Regions from separate parts of the Homo sapiens genome. Here region 2 is linked to region 1. A link is a loop called in an ENCODE intact Hi-C map of the cell type or tissue named here. Cell type or tissue: gastrocnemius medialis. All regions are shown on one strand. Links, peaks and the distances in the headings refer to the core of each region. The heading gives the core; the rest is flanking DNA.

Region 1 (9,593 bases), core at 473-8,472:
GCTCATGCCTGTAATCCCAGCATTTTGAGGGCTGAGGCAGGAGGATCATTTGAGCCCAGGAGGTTCAGACCTGGGCAACATAGACCCTGTCTCAATTTTATTTTTATTTTTTATTTATTTATTTATTTTTTGAGACGGAGTCTCGCCCTGTCGCCCAGGCTGGAATGCAGTGGTGCAATCTTGGCTCACTGCAAACTCCGCCTCCCGGGTTCAAGCGATTCTCCTGCCCCAGCCTCCCAAGTAGCTGGGATTAGAGGTGCGTGCCACTATGCCCAGCTAATTTTTGTATTTTTAGTAGAGACGGAGTTTCACTATGTTGGTCAGGCTGGTCTCGAACTCTTGACCTCGTGATCCGCCCACCTCGGCCTCCCAAAGTGCTGGGATTACAGGCGTGAGCCACCGCGCCCAGCCAACCGTGTCTCAATATTATTTTTTTAAGGTGTGTTGGGAAAGTTATGACTACTTATGTACATTTTCTGTTTGAAAATCGATTATCAGAAGTACTGTTAACTATAAATGGACATACAATCCAGTGGAGAATGAGCATCGAGTTTGATTATCCATTTGTTATGAGTTCTTTTGGAAGTTAAAATCGACGTTCATATCAACCAACTTCAATGTCCTACTGCCAAAATGTTTTCTGAAAAATTCTTTTGATTTTGTATTTCTTCTGCCTTCCTTTCTATTTTGACTTTGTACTTAATTAGGGATCCTTCTTTAAAGTATTATGTCTCATTGGAAATGTAGATTTTTAACAATACTTAAGTATTTTTGAAATTTTGTTTTTTTATTAGAATCTTAGTTATTGATAATTTTATAAATTCAGGAGTTTATTATTATTATAACATAGCAACAGTGTTGAAATGCTGTACAAACACAAAGAGAGCTTAAGCCCGGACGCAGGGGCTCATGCTTGTAATCCTAGCCCTTTGGGAGGCCAAGGCAGGTGGATCTCTTGAGCTCAGGAGTTCGAGACCAGCCTGGCCAACATGGTGAAACCCCATCTCTACTAAAAATACAAAAATTAGCCAGGTGTGGTGGCACACCTCTGTAATCTCAGCTACTCCTGTGGCTGAGGCATGAGAATCACTTAAACCCAGGAGGCAGAGGTTGCAGTGAGGCATTATGCCACTGCACTATAGCCTGGGTGACAGCAGAGTGAGACTCTGTCTCATTAAAAAAGACCTTAAAGGCAGGCCCGGTGCGGTGGCTCACGCCTGTAATCTCAGCACTTTGGGAGGCCGAGGCGGGTGGATCATGAGGTCAGGAGATCGAGACCATCCTGGCTAACACAGGTGAAATCCCATCTCTACTAAAAATACAAAAAAATTATCCAGGCGTGGTGGCGGGGCCTGTAGTCCCAGCTACTTGGAAGGCTGAGGCAGAATTGCATGAACCCAGGAGGCGGAGCTTGCAGTAAGCCAAGATCCCACCACTGCACTCCAGCCTGGGTGACAAAGCGCGACTCTGTCTCGAAAACAAACAAACAAAACAAAACAAAAAACATCTTAAAGGCAATTACAAAGGAATTCAGCGGTGTTTGGTCCTGTTCTCGTCAGTTTTCAAGAATGGAACAAGGCTGGGTGTGGTGGCTCATGCCTGTGTAATCCCAGCACTTCAGGAGGTCAAGGTGGGAGGAACACTTGAGCCCAGGAATTTGAGATAGGCCTGGGCAACATGACAAAAACCTATCTCTACAAAAAATGCAAATATGGTCGTAGCTACTCAGGAGGGTGAGGTGGGAGGATCACTCAAGCCCAGGAAGGTCAGGGCTGCAGTGAACCGTGATCCTACCACTGCACTCCAGCCTGGGTGACCGAGTGAGACCTTGTCTTAAAAAAAAAAAAAAAAAAAAAAAAAGGAACAAGCGGTTTTACAGTGGAACCATAATCTTAGAATTAGAAGGATCTTAAAGGAAATTCTGGAACCTCCTCTTACTTCACAGATAATGAAAGTTAGGCCAAAGTATTCAAGTAACCTTTACCAAAATCAGTCACAGGGCAGTTTAGTGGCAGAGGGCAGGGGCAATAACGCCATATTTACTTTGGTTGTTATATAGTTGCTTTCTTCTAAGGAATCTAAACTAAGTAGAACTAAAAAGTTGTAACTTTTATCATGTAGTTGAAGACATTACAGTGAAATGTGAAGAGAATGAGAGTGAGTTTGGTCTTTTGTAGGGAGAAAAAGGACAGCTTTTTTTTTTTTTTTAAGCATTTGAGAGAAACTATTGTGAAGCTTTGAAGCTTCGTTGACAATAATTCTTAGAGTATGTCTTTGAAAGAGCTAAGATATGTTTTCCTATACTAGAGCTTTTCATTCCTGTTTCCAGGGCATTACTTTACCTATTTTTGTTATGTCAGGCCACAGTGGTCTTCGGTTGGTTTCCTGAACATGCCATGTTTATTTCTGTCTAGACAGGTTCCTTACATTAAATAGCCCATGTGTTCATTTGTCATTCATTTGTTACTTCTTAAGGGAAGCCTTTAAGGTTCTACATTACAGGCTGGGCGCGGTGGCTCACGCCTGTAATCCCAGCACTTTGGGAGGCCAAGGTGGGTGGATCACGAGGTCAAGAGTTCGAGACCAGTCTGACCAACATAGTGAAACCCTTTTTCTTGGAGCCGAGATCACATCACTGCATTCCAGCCTGGGCAACAGGGCGAGACTCTGTCTCAAAAAAAAAAAAAAAAGATTCTACATTACATACCCTTCAACTCCTTCATATTACATTTATCCATACATTTATTTGGTTTGTCTCTTTAGCTTCTCTGTAAACCTTATTAATACAGATACCGTGTCTGTTTTTCATTCCTCTCAGTGCCAAGCTTAATGCCTGGCACATAATTGGGTGCTGAACAAATACTTGTTAAGTGAATGAATGAATATTTTGTATTAATACTGAATTAGAGAAATATTTTTATTTTTGAAAGTAAAGGATAATTTGAAAAAATTTCAAATTGCAGCTAAGGACTTTCCTTTTTTTTGAGACCAAGTTTTGCTCTTGTTGCCCAGGCTGGAGTGCAATGGCCTGATCTCGGCTCACTGCAACCTCTGCTTCCTGGGTTCAAGTGATTATCCTGCCTCAGCCTCCTGAATAGCTGGGATTATAGGCATCCACCACCACGCCTGGCTAACTTTGTATTTTTAGTAGACACGGGGTTTTACCATGTTGGTCAGGCTGGTCTCGAACTGGTGACCTCAGGTAATCCACCCACCTCGACCTCCCAAAGTGCTGGGATTAGGGCGTGAGCCACTCTGCCTGGCTAGGACTTTTCAAACTAAGGAGTTTGTGTCTTAGAGATGGTAACATAGGTACAGTACTTAGAATTTTGGAGTCAACAGGTAGTTCAGAGGTTATGTATTTCTGTTCTAATTTTTCAGGTGAAGAAACTGACCATTTGATAGGTTGTGAACAACGCTAGTCACCTAAAGCTGAAAAGTGTCATTAACTTCTGCTACTTAGATAATAGAAGTTACAATTATATATTAATTGACAAATATTAAAACCATACTAAAGTTAGCTATGTGGAAGGATGGCCAATAGTTTAGTATCATTGTTACATTAAGAATCACAAATAGCTGGCACGGTGGCTTACGCCTGTAATCCCAGCACTTTGGGATGCCTAGGCGGGCGGATCACCTGAGGTCAGGAGTTCAAGACCAGCCTGACCAACATGGAGAAACCCCGTTTCTACTAAAAATATAAAATTAGTTGGGTGTGGTGGCACATGCCTGTAATCCCAGCTACTCAGGAGGCTGGGGCAGTAGAATCCCTTGAACCTGGGAGGCAGAGGTTGCAGTGAGCCGAGATCACGCCACTGCACTCCAGCCTGGGGGACAGGGCAAGACTCTGTCACGAGAAAAAAAAAAAGTAAAAGCATACACTGAGCAAGTGATTTTTTAAAAAATTCATATTACAGGCCGGGCACAGTGGCTCATGCATGTAATCCCAGCACTTTGGAAGGCCGAGGTGGGTGAATCACCTGAGGTCGGGAGTTCGAGACCAGCCTGACCAACGTGGAGAAACCCTGTCTCTACTAAAAATATAAAATTAGCCGGGTGTGGTGGCGCATGCCTGTAATCTCAGCTACTCAGGAGGCTGAGGCAGGAGAATCGCTTGAACCCAGGAGGCGGAGGTTGTGGTGAGCCGACATGGTGCCATTGCACTCCAGCCTGGGCAACAACAGTGAAACTCTGTCTCAAAAAAAAAAAAAAAATTAATATTATAATTAAGTAATCTAAGCACCATTGCACTCCAGCCTGGGCAACAAGAGCGAAACTCCATCTCAAAAAAAAAAAAAAAGAATCACAAATAGCCATCCTCCCATATAGTTGTGGGTTCTGAAACTAATACAGGGTTCACATCTAATAAGTGACATTTAAAATACACTTATAGGTCTGGTGTCCTCTGGCTTATGCCTGTATTTCCAGCACTTTGGGAGGCTGAAACGGGCAGATCACTTGAGCTCAGGAGTTTGAGACCAGCTTGGGCAATATGGCAAAACCTCATTTACAATAAAAATTAAAAAAATAAAATACACTTATAAATAGCTGTGCAAATTCCATAAAGGGCTTAATGGAATTAAGTTAGTTATGTAGTATATCCTATATCATGGATTACTACAGAGCTATTTACTATACACATACTTTGTTTCTTTCTTTCTTGCTACTTTGGAGGTAAGAGGGCCTTGATAATTATTGGTGTTTTTTTTGTTTGTTTGTTTGTTTGTTTTTAAGATGGAGTCTCTCGGTCTGTTGCCAGGTTGGAGTGCAGTGGCGCAATCTCAGCTCAGCCTCCTGAGTAGCTGGGACTACAGGCTTCTGCCACCACACCCAGCTAATTTTTGTATTTTTAGTTAGAGACGGGGTTTCACCATGTTGGCCAGGCTGGTCTCGAACTCCTGACCTCATAATCTGCCTGCCTTGGCCTCCCACAGTTCTGGGATTACAGGAGAGAGCCACTGTGCCTGGCCTTTTTATTTTTATTTTATTTATTTATTTTTTGAGATGGAGTCTTGCTCTGTCGCCCAGGCTGGAGTGCAGTGGCGCGATCTTGGCTCACTGCAACTTCCGCCTCCTGAGTTCAAGCAATTCGCCTGCCTCAGCCTCCTGAGTAGCTGGGGTCACAGGCGTGCACCACCAGGCTTGGCTAATATTTTGTATTTTTAATAGAGACGGGGTTTCACCATGTTGGTCAGGCTTGTCTCGAACCCCTGACCTCGTGATCCACCCACCTCGGCTTCCGAAAGTGTTGGGATTACAGGCATAAGCCACCACGCCAGGCATTTCTTGATTTTTAAACGGAGGGATGGATAGAGTGAAATTTGTTTCTTTTCTTTTCTTTTTGAGATGGAATCTCACTCTGTTGCCCAGGCTAGAGTACAGTGGCAAGCTCTTGGCTCACTGCAACCTCTGTCTCCCAGGTTCAAGCAATTCTCCTGCTTCAGCCTCCTGAGTAGTTGGGATTACAGGTGCGTGCCACCACACCTAGCTAACTTTTTATATTTTGGTGGAAATGGAGTTTCATCTTGTTGGCCAGGCTGGTCTCGAGCTCCTGACCTCAAGTGATCCACCCACCTCGGCCTCCCAAAGCGCTGGGATTACAGGCGTGAGCCACCACACCCAGCCTGAAATTTTTTTTTTCTTTATTTTTTGAAAGGGAATTTCACTCTTGTTTCCCAGGCTGGAGTGCAGTGGCAAAATCTCAGCTCACTGCAACCTCCACCTCCCAGGTTCAAGCAATTCTGCCTCAGCCTCCCGAGTAACTGGGATTACAGGCACCCACCACTACACCCGGCTAATTTTTTGCATTTTTAGTAGAGACGGGGTTTCACCATGTTGGCCAGACTGGTCTTGAACCCCTGACCTCAAGTGATCCACCCAGCTTGGCCTCCCAAAGGACTGAGATTACAGGCATGAGCCACCATGCCCGGCCTGAAATTTGTTTCTTATATTCCTCTCTTAACTATCTGATCTCAGAGAGCAGTGCTCCAGACATTAATACAGCTACCCTGGTCTGCTATATTATTCTGTCACAGAAACAAATAAAAATACCTACTGTTTTGTTGCTAAGAATTCGAAAAATTAAGTAGGGTTTTGTGAAAGTATCCTCGTTTTTTCCCACCAGGTGTATTTTCCTTATATTTTCTCTAATCTTTCTTCCTGTATCAACCATTCTCATCTGGCCTATTTGATGGTTTAGTGGGAATTAGGATATGGTGGAATTGATATTAACGTAGGGCCATCCCCCTTTCCTCACAAACCTTGTTAGAGGTGATGAACAGATTAAGGGCAGGACGGCCATAATTCTTTCCCTTTGCTTTCCTCCAGGAGGACCCCTGAAGTACTGGTTTGGTTGTAATTATTTTTACTTCCATGAATGATTTTTATTTATCCCTCATTGCTACACAGTGTGATAATTTTGCATGTAATTAAGTATATAATTTTAACTCTGAGTTCTGTTCATATGTTTTAATATTTGTATTGCAGAAGATTCTGCTCAGAACATTAAAAATTAAATGGGGAGGCAAGATTTCTTAAAATCATGTCCTAAAATAATAGCCAGTGTACATTTGTGAAGGGAGGCTTAGTGCAGTATAGTTCTTATTTCAGACTTCTGTTTGTGTAGAACTGTTCTGGTTATCTGTTGCTGTGTAACAAACTTTTTAAAAGGTATTTTAAAATTTTCATTATGGTAAAATATACATAACATAAAATTTATCACTTTAATCATTTTTAAGTGTACAGTTCTTTGGCATTAGGTACATTCACATTGTTGTGAAACCATCACCACCATTCATCTCCAGAATTTTTCATCTTCCCCAACTGGAACTCTACCCATTAAACTCTTAACTCCTCATTTTTCCCTTCCCCAGCTCCTGGCAACAACCATTCTGCTTTTTGTCTAGATGACTTTGACTTACTCTCCACTTGATCTTAGCCAAAAGGCTCAGAAGCGATTACCTTACTCTCAAATAATTGAAATCATACAATATTTGTCATTTTGTGATTGGCTTATTTCACTTAGCATATACCTTTAAGGTTCATCCGTATTATAGCATGTGTTATTACTTCCTTCCCTTTTAAAGCTGAATAATATTCCATTGTATGTATGTACCACATTTTGTTTCTCTGTCAGTGAACACTTGAATTGTTTCCACTTTTTAGCAATTGTGAGCAACTTTTCTTATTGTCTCACAGTTTTGTGGATCGGGAATTCAGGCAGGGTTTAGCTTGCGTCTGCTACACATGGCTACTGGGCTCACTCATTGGTATTCAACTAGTGACTAGATTGGTCTAGATGATCCACAGTGGCTTTACTTAAACGCTTGATACCTTAGTGGGAACAGCTGAAAGGCTGGACCCAGCTGGGTTCTTTTCTGTAAGATGTAGTTTTAGGGTTTTCCACATAGTCTTTCTAGCAGAGTAGTTGGGCTAAGGGTTCCAAGACACCATGGAGGAGGTTGCCAGAAATTGGTCCAGAAATGGCATTATCACCTCTACCTTACTCTATTGGTTAAAAGAAAGTACTGTTGTCATAACCCAGCTCATACTCAAGGGGAGAAAAAAGATGAGCCTTACCTCTCAATAGAAGCAGGAAAGAATTTGTAGCCATGATTAGTCTACCACAGGAGCTCTTGTGACAAGTCAAAGTATGCTAACCATGTGTACTTTTAAATTATTATTTTATTATTATTATTATTATTTTTTGAGACAGAGTCTTTCTGTCACCCAGGCTGGAGTGCAGTGGCACGACCTCGGCTCACTGCAACCTCTGTCCCCCAAGTTCAAGCGATTGTCCTGCCTCAGCCTCCCAAGTAGCTGGGATTACAGGCATGTGCCACCATGCCCACCTAATTTTTATGTGTTTCACCATGTTGGCCAGGCTGGTCTCCCAAAGTGCTGGGATTATAGGTGTGAGCCACCACACCAGGGCATATTTTATTATTATTTTTTGAGATGGAGTCTTGCTCTATAGCCCAGGCTGGAGTGCACTGGCACAATCTCGGCTCACTGCACCTTCTGGGTTCAAGTGATCCTCTTGTCTTGGCCTTTGGAGTAGATGGGACTACAGGCGCAAAACCCCACCATGTACTTTTTAAATTTGTTGTAGTTTTGGGGGTCGCTCTACGTTGATCAGGCTGGTCTTGAACTTTTGGCCTCAAGCCATCCTCCCACCTCAGCCTCCGAAAGTGATGGGATTATAGGCATAAGCCTCTGAGTCTGGCTTGCATTGCTATTATGATATAATTTCTTCAGGCCCTTTCAGTATATAGGGCTGAGAAATACATCCCCCTTATTTACATAATTTAATCAGCCAGTCAGCCATGAGTTCAGTCTGTTACCTCCATTTGAACCTCTAGCACAGAGTACTTCTAAGCTTCCTCCATTCCATATTTCTGTCTTCTACAGGCAAAACCTGGATTTCCTCTAACATCCATAAGGTTATTTGTACTACCCTACTGTAAACACAGTCTAAATACAGAGCTACTTTACCAGTATCCTTTACAGAATTTCTCTGTGGTTCTTTTTGTCCCATGAAAAGTATATGAAGTACCATGTTTGTTAGTTAGTTAAATTTGAATTCTGTATGTTAATCAATTTTTATAAATAGCTAATTTCAGGCTGAGGCAGGAGAATCACTTGAACTTGGGAGGCAGAGGTTGCAGTGAGTCAAGATTGCTCCACTGCACTCCAGCCTGGTGACAGAGCGAGAGTCGGTCTGGGGGGGAAAAAAAAGCTAATTTCTTTGTGTTCTGTTTATCAATTTATATATCTATTTCTTGACGCTCCCTCTCCCCCACCCCCGCTTTTTGAGACTGAGTCCCACTCTGGTACCTAGGCTGGAGTGCAGTGGTGTGATCACGGCTCACTGCTGCAGCCTGGATCTCCATAGGCTCAGGTGATCCTCCTACCTCAGGCTCCCCAGTAGCTGAGACCACAAGCATGCACCACCATGCTGGGCTAATTTTTATAGTTTTTGAAGAGACAGGGTTTTGCCATGTTTCCCAGTCTGGGCTCAAGCATTCTACCCACCTCAACCTCCCAAAGTGTTGGGATTATAGGCATGAGCCACTGTGCCCAGTCAACCGTTTATTTCCACTGGCAAATGTAATCCTTGCTTTATTATTATTATTATTTTGAGAGTGGCTAGGATTACAGGCCACTGTGTGCAGCTAATTTTTTTTTTTGAGATGGAGTCTGGCTATTTTTGCCCAGGCTGAAGTGCAGTGGTGCAATCTCGGCTTACTGCAACCTCCGCCTTCTAGGTTCAGGCGATTCTCCTGCCTCAGCCCCCTGAGTAGCTGGTATTATAGGTGCCTGCCACCATGCCCGGCTAAATTTTTTTGTTATTTTAATACAGATGGAGTATCACCATGTTAGCCAGGCTAGTCTCGAACTCTTGACCTCAGGTGATCCAACTGCCTCGGCCTCCCAAAGTGCTGGGATTACAGCTGTGAGCCACTGTGCCTGGCCTAATTTTTGTATTTTTAAAAGAGACGGGGTTTCGCCATGTTGGTCCAGGCTGGTTTTGAACTCCTGACTTCCAGTGATCCACCTGCCTTGGTGTCCCAGAGTGCTGGAATTACAGG
Region 2 (9,593 bases), core at 1,096-9,095, 120 kb after region 1:
TGCTGGGGCTGTGATCACGCCACTGCACTCCAGCCTGAGAGGCAAGCAAGACTCTGTCTCAAAAGACAGACCAAAAAAAAAAAAAATAGGTTCTATATATAATGGTGACGATTTTTCTTATTCTTTATAGAGTCATGAGGATTATATGAAGGTAAAGTGCTTAGCCTAATGCCTAGTAGATAGTAAGCACTCATTAAATATTTGCTAATTTTTATTATATTTGTTGTTATTCATTATTCTGTTCCTTTCTTTGATCAGGATTCTAGCAGCTATCCAGTATCTAAGTAGAGTTGACAACTCTTTGCCTAAGTTAATAAATATTATTGAAACAACCAACTATCATTTAAGCCATTAAGCTAAAAAACTAATGCATGCTACAGTAGTCTCTTAAAACAATTATGTGGAATGTAGGAAAAGAAGCTTTTACAGAGTATCATCAAATAGTTTCTCCCCTGTTGATGCAGGAATGCAGTAGTCATGTCACTGCCTGAAAATACTGGGATCTTTGTAAAAACAGGCCCCATTTCCAGATTTGTCTATTTAAGTTATCCAAACAATTCTAATGTTCAGCCTGATTTGGGGTTCACTTTTACTTAGAAATTCAAATGTTCCCTTCAGACACAATGTGTTAAATGAATATACAGTGACAAGTGTGGAATAGCAAAAGTGGTTTGAGATTGTGACTCCTTAATTGGGTGGCTGGGTACCACACACATCAGCCTCATAATACATGCAACTTAGACTTGTTTCTCGGCAGAACTGCATACCAATTGTAGAACTTCTGCATAGCTTACAAATAATCAAAATCCCAAGACTGCTGTGTGTTGATTTGCTCATTATTGCTGGGTGTTAAGTTATATCAGATTATGTAAACTTACCTATAGGGTGAATCTGTGTTTTCTTTTGAGAGGGTGTCACTTTTTTGCCCAGGCTGGAGTGCAGTGGTGTGATTATGGCTCACTGCAACCACAAGCGATCCTCCCACCTCAGCCCCACAAGTAGCTGGGACTACAGGAGCCCACTACCATGCCCAGCTAATTTTTGTATTTTTTTTGTAGAGATGGGGTCTCACGAGGCTAGTCTCGAATTTCTTTTTTTTTTTTTTTTGAGAGAGAGTCTCGCTCTGTCACCCAGGTTGGAGTGCAGTGGTGCAGTCTCAGCTCACTGTAAGCTCTGCCTCCTGGGTTCACGCCATTCTCCTGCCTCAGCCTCCCGAGTAGCCGGGACTACAGGTGCCTGCCACCAACACCCAGCTAATTTTTGTATTTTTAGTAGAGACGGGGTTTCACCATGTTAGCCAGGATGGTCTCGATCTCCTGACCTCTTGATCTGCCCACCTCGGCCTCCCAAAGTGCTAGGATTACAGGCATGAGCCACCGCGCCCAGCCTCGAATTTCTGGGTTCAGGCAATCTACCCACCTTAGCCACCCAAAGTGCTGAGGTTATAGGCACGAGCCACCATATCCAGCTAGGGTGAATCTTTATATGCCTTATGAAACTGTCAGACTTTCTCATATTAAGCTATGTTTTCATTTTTTATATGTTATTTTATGCTTTAATTTTCCATTTGAATAGAATATTATTAGGATAATAACATATATTAGTCATTAAGGTTGATCATTTTATTTTATTTTATTCAGACAACAGAAATTCCCAGCTAACATATTTATTGCTTTAAGCTAAAGCATCTATCTACGTCTAGTCTCTTTAATATGTTTACATTTAGGTGCCTATGGTTCATGCTTGAAGTTTTAATGACAAAGAATGAAAACAATAGCCATGCCTTTATGAAGAAGATGGCAGAGAACATCAAGTTAACCAGAGATGCCCAGTCTCCAGATGAATCCAAGACAAATGAAGTAAGATGAGTGTTAGGCCAGTGGGTGTTAAGATGTAATAGAAAAATATATTGTCCCACTTGGTTTTTTTTTTTTTTTTTTGGCCATACGTAGTAATTTAAATTTTAGAATGTTTACAAAAGTAAATGTGTAGTCAGTTTTTATTGCACTTCATTACAAGTGAATTTTATTTCAGGAATCTTTAGTACTCTGAAAAGACATTATAACCTTAGAGCAAGAGGATAAGAATAAAATGTACAACTATGGTATATTACGAACTTACAGTAAGAGTTACAGACAAATGCTTATTCTTTTTGTGTGCTTTCTTTGGGTTGGTTCATTTGTTTGTTATTTTCCATGCATATTGGCATCCATGTTAAATTCATATAGAGGGATTTTTATTTATCAGAAGGCTGCATAAACAGTGCTGAACAGAAATATGGAATGTTCAAGGAATAAATAACAACCACAGTATCCTTCTTTTAACTCTAAATTATACATTTAGTGGAATTGGTAATTATGATTATTTTGCAATACTAAAAGTTATATATGATTCGTTTTCCTCCCTAGAAACTGTATACAGTATGTGATGTGGCTCTCTGTGTTATAAATAGTAAAAGTGCTTTGTGCAATGCAGATTCACCAAAGGACCCAGTCCTCCCAATGAAATTTTTTACACAACCTGAAAAGGTAATTTTCTTCCTCTCATTTTTCCTACCACACTAAACTGATTTCAATGTCAATTACCATCAACCATTGTGGCAAATATTGAATTGTCTTGACCACAGAGTAAAGAAAAAATCTGGGTTTATCAAAGAGTGGGAAATTGTCTTACACAGCCCTGAACATTATTCTGACTTGAACAGAAGACTACACATACTGTTGATCTTATGTTTATTCTAGGAATTTCTAGTATTAAAGTTTTCAGATTTTTAAAATTATTTTAATCTCATTTTATTGAAACATGGGTAGTATTTTTGCAGATAAGAAAAATTTTAAATCTTTGGCACAGTGTAAGGAGGGACAGGTTCTCTCCTCTAAGCCTCCATTTCTTCATCTTTATAATGCAGATGTTAATAATACATATGGACAATTGCTAATATCTAGGTTTATATGAAGAGTTTATCACATAAAACCATTCAATAAATGGTGTTATTAATTAATATACAGTGCATCTATTCTGCTTTCAGCAAACTGTTTCCCATGTAAGTAAATTTTTCAGGTAACGCAGGCTCTGTAAGTTTTTCCAGCTAATTTGGATTTTTAAAAGCTTTTGTTTATTTCCTGCTGTTAGGTGGTATTTTAAACTTGTTTCACTTTCTCCTATAAATGTATATATATGCCTCAGTAATGATCCCCTTAGAGCAGTGGTTCCCAACCTTTTTGACACCTGGGACCAGTTTCGTGGAAGACAATTTTTCCACAGAGAAATTGAGGTGGAGAGATGGTTTCAGGATGAAACTATTTCACCTCAGGTCATCAGGCATTAGTTAGATTCTCATAAGGAGCACACAGCCTAGATCCCTCGCAGGCATAGTTCGCCATAGGGTTTGTGCTTCTGTGAGAATCTCATGCTGCCGCTGATCCGACAGGAGGCAGAGCTCAGGTGGTAATGCTTGCTCGCCAGCCACTCACTGCCTGCTGTGTATCCCAGTTCCTAACAGGCCGCAGACCCATGACCCATAACCCATACCAGTCTGCAGTTCGTGGGTTGGAGACCCCTAGCTTAGAGAATTCTCCAAATGCACATTCCAAGAAATAAATGGAGCTTCCTACTTTGAATGCCGTACTTTACTAAAAGTTTGCTAAAATGTAATCTGATTTTTATTACTGATTTAGTATTGAACACATAACTGTGCCTTGCTTTTGATAGAAATAATGAGAATTTGCAAAAGTATGCTCTCTAATTGAATCCACTGATCTGTATAAAAAAAATTTTTTTTTTTTGAGTCTCCGTCACCCACGCTGGAGTGCAGTGGCTTGATCTTGGCTCACTGCAGCCTCCAACTCCCTGGCTCAATCAGTTCTCCTACCTCAGCCTCTCAAGTAGCTGTGACTACAGGCATGTGTCACCATGCCTGGCTAATTTTTTAACTTTTTTGTAGACAGGTGGTTTCATCATGTTGGCCAGGCCTCAAACTCCTGGGCTCAAGTGATCAACCCACCTCCAGCATCCCAAAGTGCTGGGATTGCATGAGCCACCATGCCCAGCCTATAAGATATTCTTAAGTGAGCTGTTGAATTAAAATTAATCCTGTTGCTGACCCAGGACCATCATGAATAGAATAGTACCAAATAGAATCTATGTAACAGTGGTGATACCATCATCAAGAATTAAATTCCTACTTGTCACTACACCTTATCTGGACTCATAGATAACAATTTTTTTTTTCTTTTGTTACCTTCAGTGTTACAGAGTTTTAGTCTTCTTAATAATAACAACTTAGGTTTTTCTGTTTTCAGTATGCAACGTTCCTTATTTATGTAACATGTTGCTTTTAATGTGTTATAAATTCATAAACCCTAGAACACTAGGTTTGTGAAGTTAGTCAACCTAGTGAAGCTATACTATATCTTTATGAATGAAGTGAATGAACTTTGGTACACAGGTTTCTTAATGTTTATTTTAGCTGCATAGAAGACTTTGTGCAAAAGAAATGATACAGCTTTGCCTAGCACACATGACAAAACTGTGATTTCCTCACAGGCACACTTTGTTCTTTCCTACTTCTGTGAAGGTAAATTTAATACAATAAAAAATATTTTTTAATAGGATTATTTAAAACTTAATTATATTTCCTGAGTTTAGTAGCTAGTTTTGCTTCACTGACACAACATTGTGGTTTGTTTGCCATTTTCAGATATTAAGCAGGAAAAGGCATCAAGAGATCAAGTTTGAACTCCTAATTTTTATATAGATATAACTCTCAAAGTGCTATCATTTTCCACATTTGGTTTAAATCGTGTATTGTTAATATCACAGCTGTCAAAGAACATAATTCACTTAATTGTATTTTGACAGTTGGTCTACTTATGTTTTTTGAGATGGAGTTTCACTCTTGTCACCCAGGCTGGAGTGCAATGGCACGATCTCGGCTTACCGCAGCCTCTGCCTCCCGAGTTCAAGCGATTCTCCTGCCATAACCTCCTGAGTAGCTGGCATTACAGGCGCATGCCACCCGGCCTAGCTAATTTTGTATTTTTGTAGAGACAGGGTTTCACCATGTTGGCCAGGCGGGTTCGAACTTCTGACCTCAGGTGATCCACCCACTTTGGCCTCCCAAAGTGCTGGGATGAGGCTCACAGGCATGAGTCACCACACCCGGCCCGAATTTATGATGTGGTGGAATTCAGTGAATAAATTTAATGAATAAACTGCATTGAACCGTATGAAAACATGTGTGTGCTTTATTTATGGTGTGATTTAGGAAATTTATCTTTGACATTTGCCTAAGTCTGCGTGCCATCAGTTTAATTTAAAGCTAGACTTATGGTATGGCTTTGATTGTTTTGATTGTTTGATAAATTGGTATATGTGTTAGCACAAGTGTATTTATTATTGCAAGGCACAATACCTAAAAAGCCTTATTGAGATAATTAAAATACTCATGTTCCTTTGATTGGTGTTTCTTTTTTCTTTTTCTTTTTTTTTTTTAATAGGACTTCTGTAACGATAAGAGTTATATTTCAGAAGAGACAAGAGTACTTCTGTTAACAGGAAAGGTATTATTTACTTAATAATTTTGAGATCTTTGTTTCATGTGTATCTTGCTTCTGCTATTCCTAGAAATACCTTTAAATGACCACTAGATTGTATAGTTCCTGATTCTTAGGGATCACATTATGGATTTAAAGCATCTAAAGCAGCCATGCTTTTAGAATTTTTCTGCCAGCAACCACTCCTCTGAAATGCCACTGTGTGTTCTCATCAGTAATGTTAAGCACAGTTTATTTACAATTCACAAAGAAGACTTTCCTGGGAAATGGTATAACCAACTTAGGTATATAAGATAAAAGAAATAATTTTATACTACTAATGAATTAGACAATTCATGTTCTATGTAAGTAATATGGTGACACCTAAAACAGCAAAAGGAAATTTAGTTTTTTGTAAATAGTTCCTAAACTATTACTATATATATATCCAATAGTTTATTTATAGGAGCATTTATTATGTATGTATTTTGCTATATTTTAGGGGAACTTTGTATTTTGATTGAATAATAAAGGATACATTAATATTACCTAGTTATTATTAAGTAGAGATATGCTTATGACTTTTGATTGTATTAAGGCAACCAAACACAATTTTACAGAATGATCTTTTTTTTTCTTGAGACAGTCTCATTTTGTCACCCAGGCTGGAGTACAATGTTGCGATCTCAGCTCACTGCAACCTTCACCTCCTGGGTTCAGGCAATTCTCATGCCTCAGTCTATCGAGTAGATGGGACTACCGGCTTATACCACCACACCTGGCTAATTTTTGTATTTTTGGTAGAGGTTGGGTTTCACTCTTTTGGCCAGAGTGGTCTTGAACTCATGGCCTCAAGTGATCCACCTCCCAAAGTGCTGGGATTTGCAGTCAGGAGCCAGTATGCCTGGCCCAGAATGAACATTTCTGGTAAATTTAACTAATTAGCACTTAACAATATCTCTTACTTGTGTCTAAATTTACATGTATACATGGTAAGGTATAAACGTGTGTGTTTTTGGGGGGTTTTTTGTTTTTGTTTTTAGCCAAAGCCTGCTGGAGTACTAGGTGCAGTAAATAAGCCTTTATCAGCAACGGGAAGGAAACCCTATGTTAGAAGCACTGGCACTGAGACTGGAAGCAATATTAATGTAAATTCAGAGCTGAACCCTTCAACCGGAAATCGATCAAGGCAACTTTTCTCTCCAATTATTTTGTTACTAGCACTCACTACTTGGTTTATCTTTTATTCCTAAAGTGCTGTCTCATAAAATGGTCTTCTGTCATTAGCGGTGTTCTGGTACAAAATAATATTGATGAATTTTAGTATTTTCTTTTCTGGGTTTTTTTTTGTTTTTTTTTTTTTTTTGAGACAAAGTCTCGCTCTTGTCCCCGCCCAGGCTAGAGTGCAATGGCGCAATCTTGGTTCACTGCAACCTCTGCCTCCCGGGTTCAAGCAATTCTCCTGCCTCAGCCTCCCGAGTAGCTGGAATTACAGGCGCCTGCCACCACGCCCCGCTAATTTTTGTATTTTTAGTAGAGACGGTGTTTCACCATGTTGGCCAGGCTGGTCTCGAACTCCTGACCTGAGGTGATCCGCCTGCCTCAGCCTCCCAAAGTGTTGGGATTACAGGCGTAAGCCACCGCACCCAGCCAGTATTTTCTTTTTTTTCTTAATTTTATGTAATTTTTTTTTAAGAGACAGGGTCTCACTTTGTTGCTTAGGCTGGAGGGCAGTGGCAGGATCATAGCTCACCGCAGCCTCAGACTCCTGGGCTCTAGGGATCTTCTCGCTTCAGCATCCCAAGTAGCTGGGACTACAGGCATGCACCACCAACCCCCAGCCAATTTTCTTTTGTACTTTTCATAAAGATGGAGTTTCGTCATCTTCCCCAGGTCGGGCTCGATCTCCTGGGCTCAAGTGATCCACCCCCTTCAGCCTCCCAAAGTGCTGGGATTACAGGCGCAAACCACTGCACCTGGGCACATTTTAGTATTTTCAATGAGGAAATCAAGAATGTACTGCACACTTTGAAACTATTAATATATAGCATTCTAAGTGTATAGAAAAATTAACAGAAAATAATATAAGAGTTAATAATACAACCAATTTATATCAAAATACTTATTTTTAATATTTTTGAGACAGAGTGTCTCTGTCCGTCACTCAGGCTGGAGTGCAGTGATGGGATGTCAGCTCACGGCAACCTCCACCTCCTGGTTTCAAGTGATTCTCACACCTCAGCTTCCTGAGCTTACAGGCACACGCCACCACTCCCAGCTAATTTCTGTATTTTTAGTAGAGACAGGGTGTCACCATGATTGCCAGGCTAGTCTCTGCCCACCTTGGACTCCCAAAGTGCTGGGATTACAGTCATGAACCATCACGCCTGGCCCAAAATGTTTATTTTTTATACGTAAGAAAATTCAACCCTTAGGAAAACTATGAAAACATTAACTTTTAAATAAATTGAAATGCTTTTTAATTTTTAACTCAAATTAGTATAGGAGGGCTGGGTGTAGTGCCTTATGGCTGTGATCCCAGCGCTTTAGTAGGCCAAGGCAGGATTATCACTTGAGCCCAGAAGTTCAAGTCTAAAGTGAGCTATGATGTCTCTGCTACACTCCAGCCTGGGTGACAAAGCAAGACCCTGTCTCTTAATAAAAAGAAAAGGCCATGTGTGATGGCTCACACCTGTAATCCCAGCACTTTGGGAGGCCGAGGAAGGATAATCACTGGAGCCCAGGAGTTCGAAACCAATCTGGGCATCATGGGGGCATACACTTGTAGTCCCAGCTACTTGGGAGCTCAGGAGGCGGAGGCAGGAAGATCACTTGAGCCCAGGAGTTCTAGGCTATATCAGCTATGATTACATATTTCATTTCAGCCTAAGACCCTGTCTCTTAAAATATATATATATATATATATATATATATAAAAATAGGATAAGTTTACATTGTTCTAACATTTTCTAATTATAAAAATATTCCATGTTTATTTTAACATGTTAAGTATTCAGTATATTAGCTACTGCATAAGAATTTCTACCTGCAATTTTTTTCATAAACATACTTATTTTGATATATAATAATTGTACATATTTATGGGGTGTTTGTGATATTTTGGTATATGCATAGCATGTATAGTGATCAAATCAGGGTAATTAGGATATCCGTCACATCAAACCTTTATCATTTCTGACCCTACTCTTAGGAACACTTAATATTGTGGTTTTTATAGATATTATTCTTACACATGAAATCTTAAGAATAAACTCAACCAATGATGTTTTAAACCACTTTTAGCAAAAATGAAGCCCAAGATATGAAATCAGTTAACATGGTTTAAAGAATAGTGGGGCCTCAAATACCTACCAAATAGCCTCTTCTGACAGCCCCCTTTTTAGTAGAACACTATGGAAATGACAACTATACTATGGTCTGTAGTTTTATTTTTGTTTTAGGATTTTCTATTCCCAAAAGATAAAGCTTACAGTGGTTGTGTTATTTTGTCTCTTGACAATTAACCCTTTTGTCAAGTAGTCTTAGGCAGTCATTTCTGTCTTAATGTTATTAAGGCAAAATGGAAATTGATACCACTTTATCAAAGCTAAATGGAAAATGATATTTTTAAAGCAATAGTCTATAACTACAGAGTATCCGAATCTTGCTATTGTTGCTTCAATTGTCAAGGTTTCGAAACCAGCCTAAGCCTTTCTTTATTGGTACGGTGAGAGAGTGAACTTTCTCTTCATGGAAATATGAAGTCTTGGTTTATTTGTTTTAAACAGGGAACAGAGTTCAGAGGCAGCAGAAACTGGAGTTAGTGAAAATGAAGAGAACCCTGTGAGGATTATTTCAGTCACACCTGTAAAGAATATTGACCCAGTAAAGAATAAGGTAAATTTTAAAATTTAACAAGTGGATTTTTTCCATGGAGATTATTACAGTTTTTCCGTAGGGATAAGAAATCTACAGCCAACACTTCAATGCACATGCTACATTTTAAACTTGTGTGTATTACCACACACCTTCTCCCCGCTTCCCGCACCCCGGCTATAC

What was found. Peaks named below come from ENCODE experiments on the same cell type or tissue, not always from the same donor. Only the 100,000 strongest peaks of a DNase experiment are listed, where the experiment ranks them.
Region 2: a loop joins it to region 1, with 3 times the contacts of the local background. A loop is called at or near these places in 6 of 110 quality-filtered maps.

What each region holds. Positions count from the first base shown.
Region 1 is chr4:39,963,058-39,972,650 of GRCh38, reverse strand. All of the region lies in intron 2 of PDS5A (PDS5 cohesin associated factor A), which reads left to right. Among named protein-coding and RNA genes, the nearest start is that of PDS5A, 10 kb to the left of the region's middle. RefSeq lists a silencer at 1,568-1,862. In gastrocnemius medialis, for the core only: no CTCF peak of the experiment used is centred there; no DNase peak of the experiment used is centred there.
Region 2 is chr4:39,841,786-39,851,378 of GRCh38, reverse strand. PDS5A (PDS5 cohesin associated factor A) reads left to right here. Exons shown (of 33, transcript NM_001100399.2): 27 at 1,727-1,859; 28 at 2,409-2,528; 29 at 5,499-5,561; 30 at 6,578-6,723; 31 at 9,323-9,431. Among named protein-coding and RNA genes, the nearest start is that of PDS5A, 130 kb to the left of the region's middle. In gastrocnemius medialis, for the core only: no CTCF peak of the experiment used is centred there; a DNase peak (open chromatin) is centred at 4,992.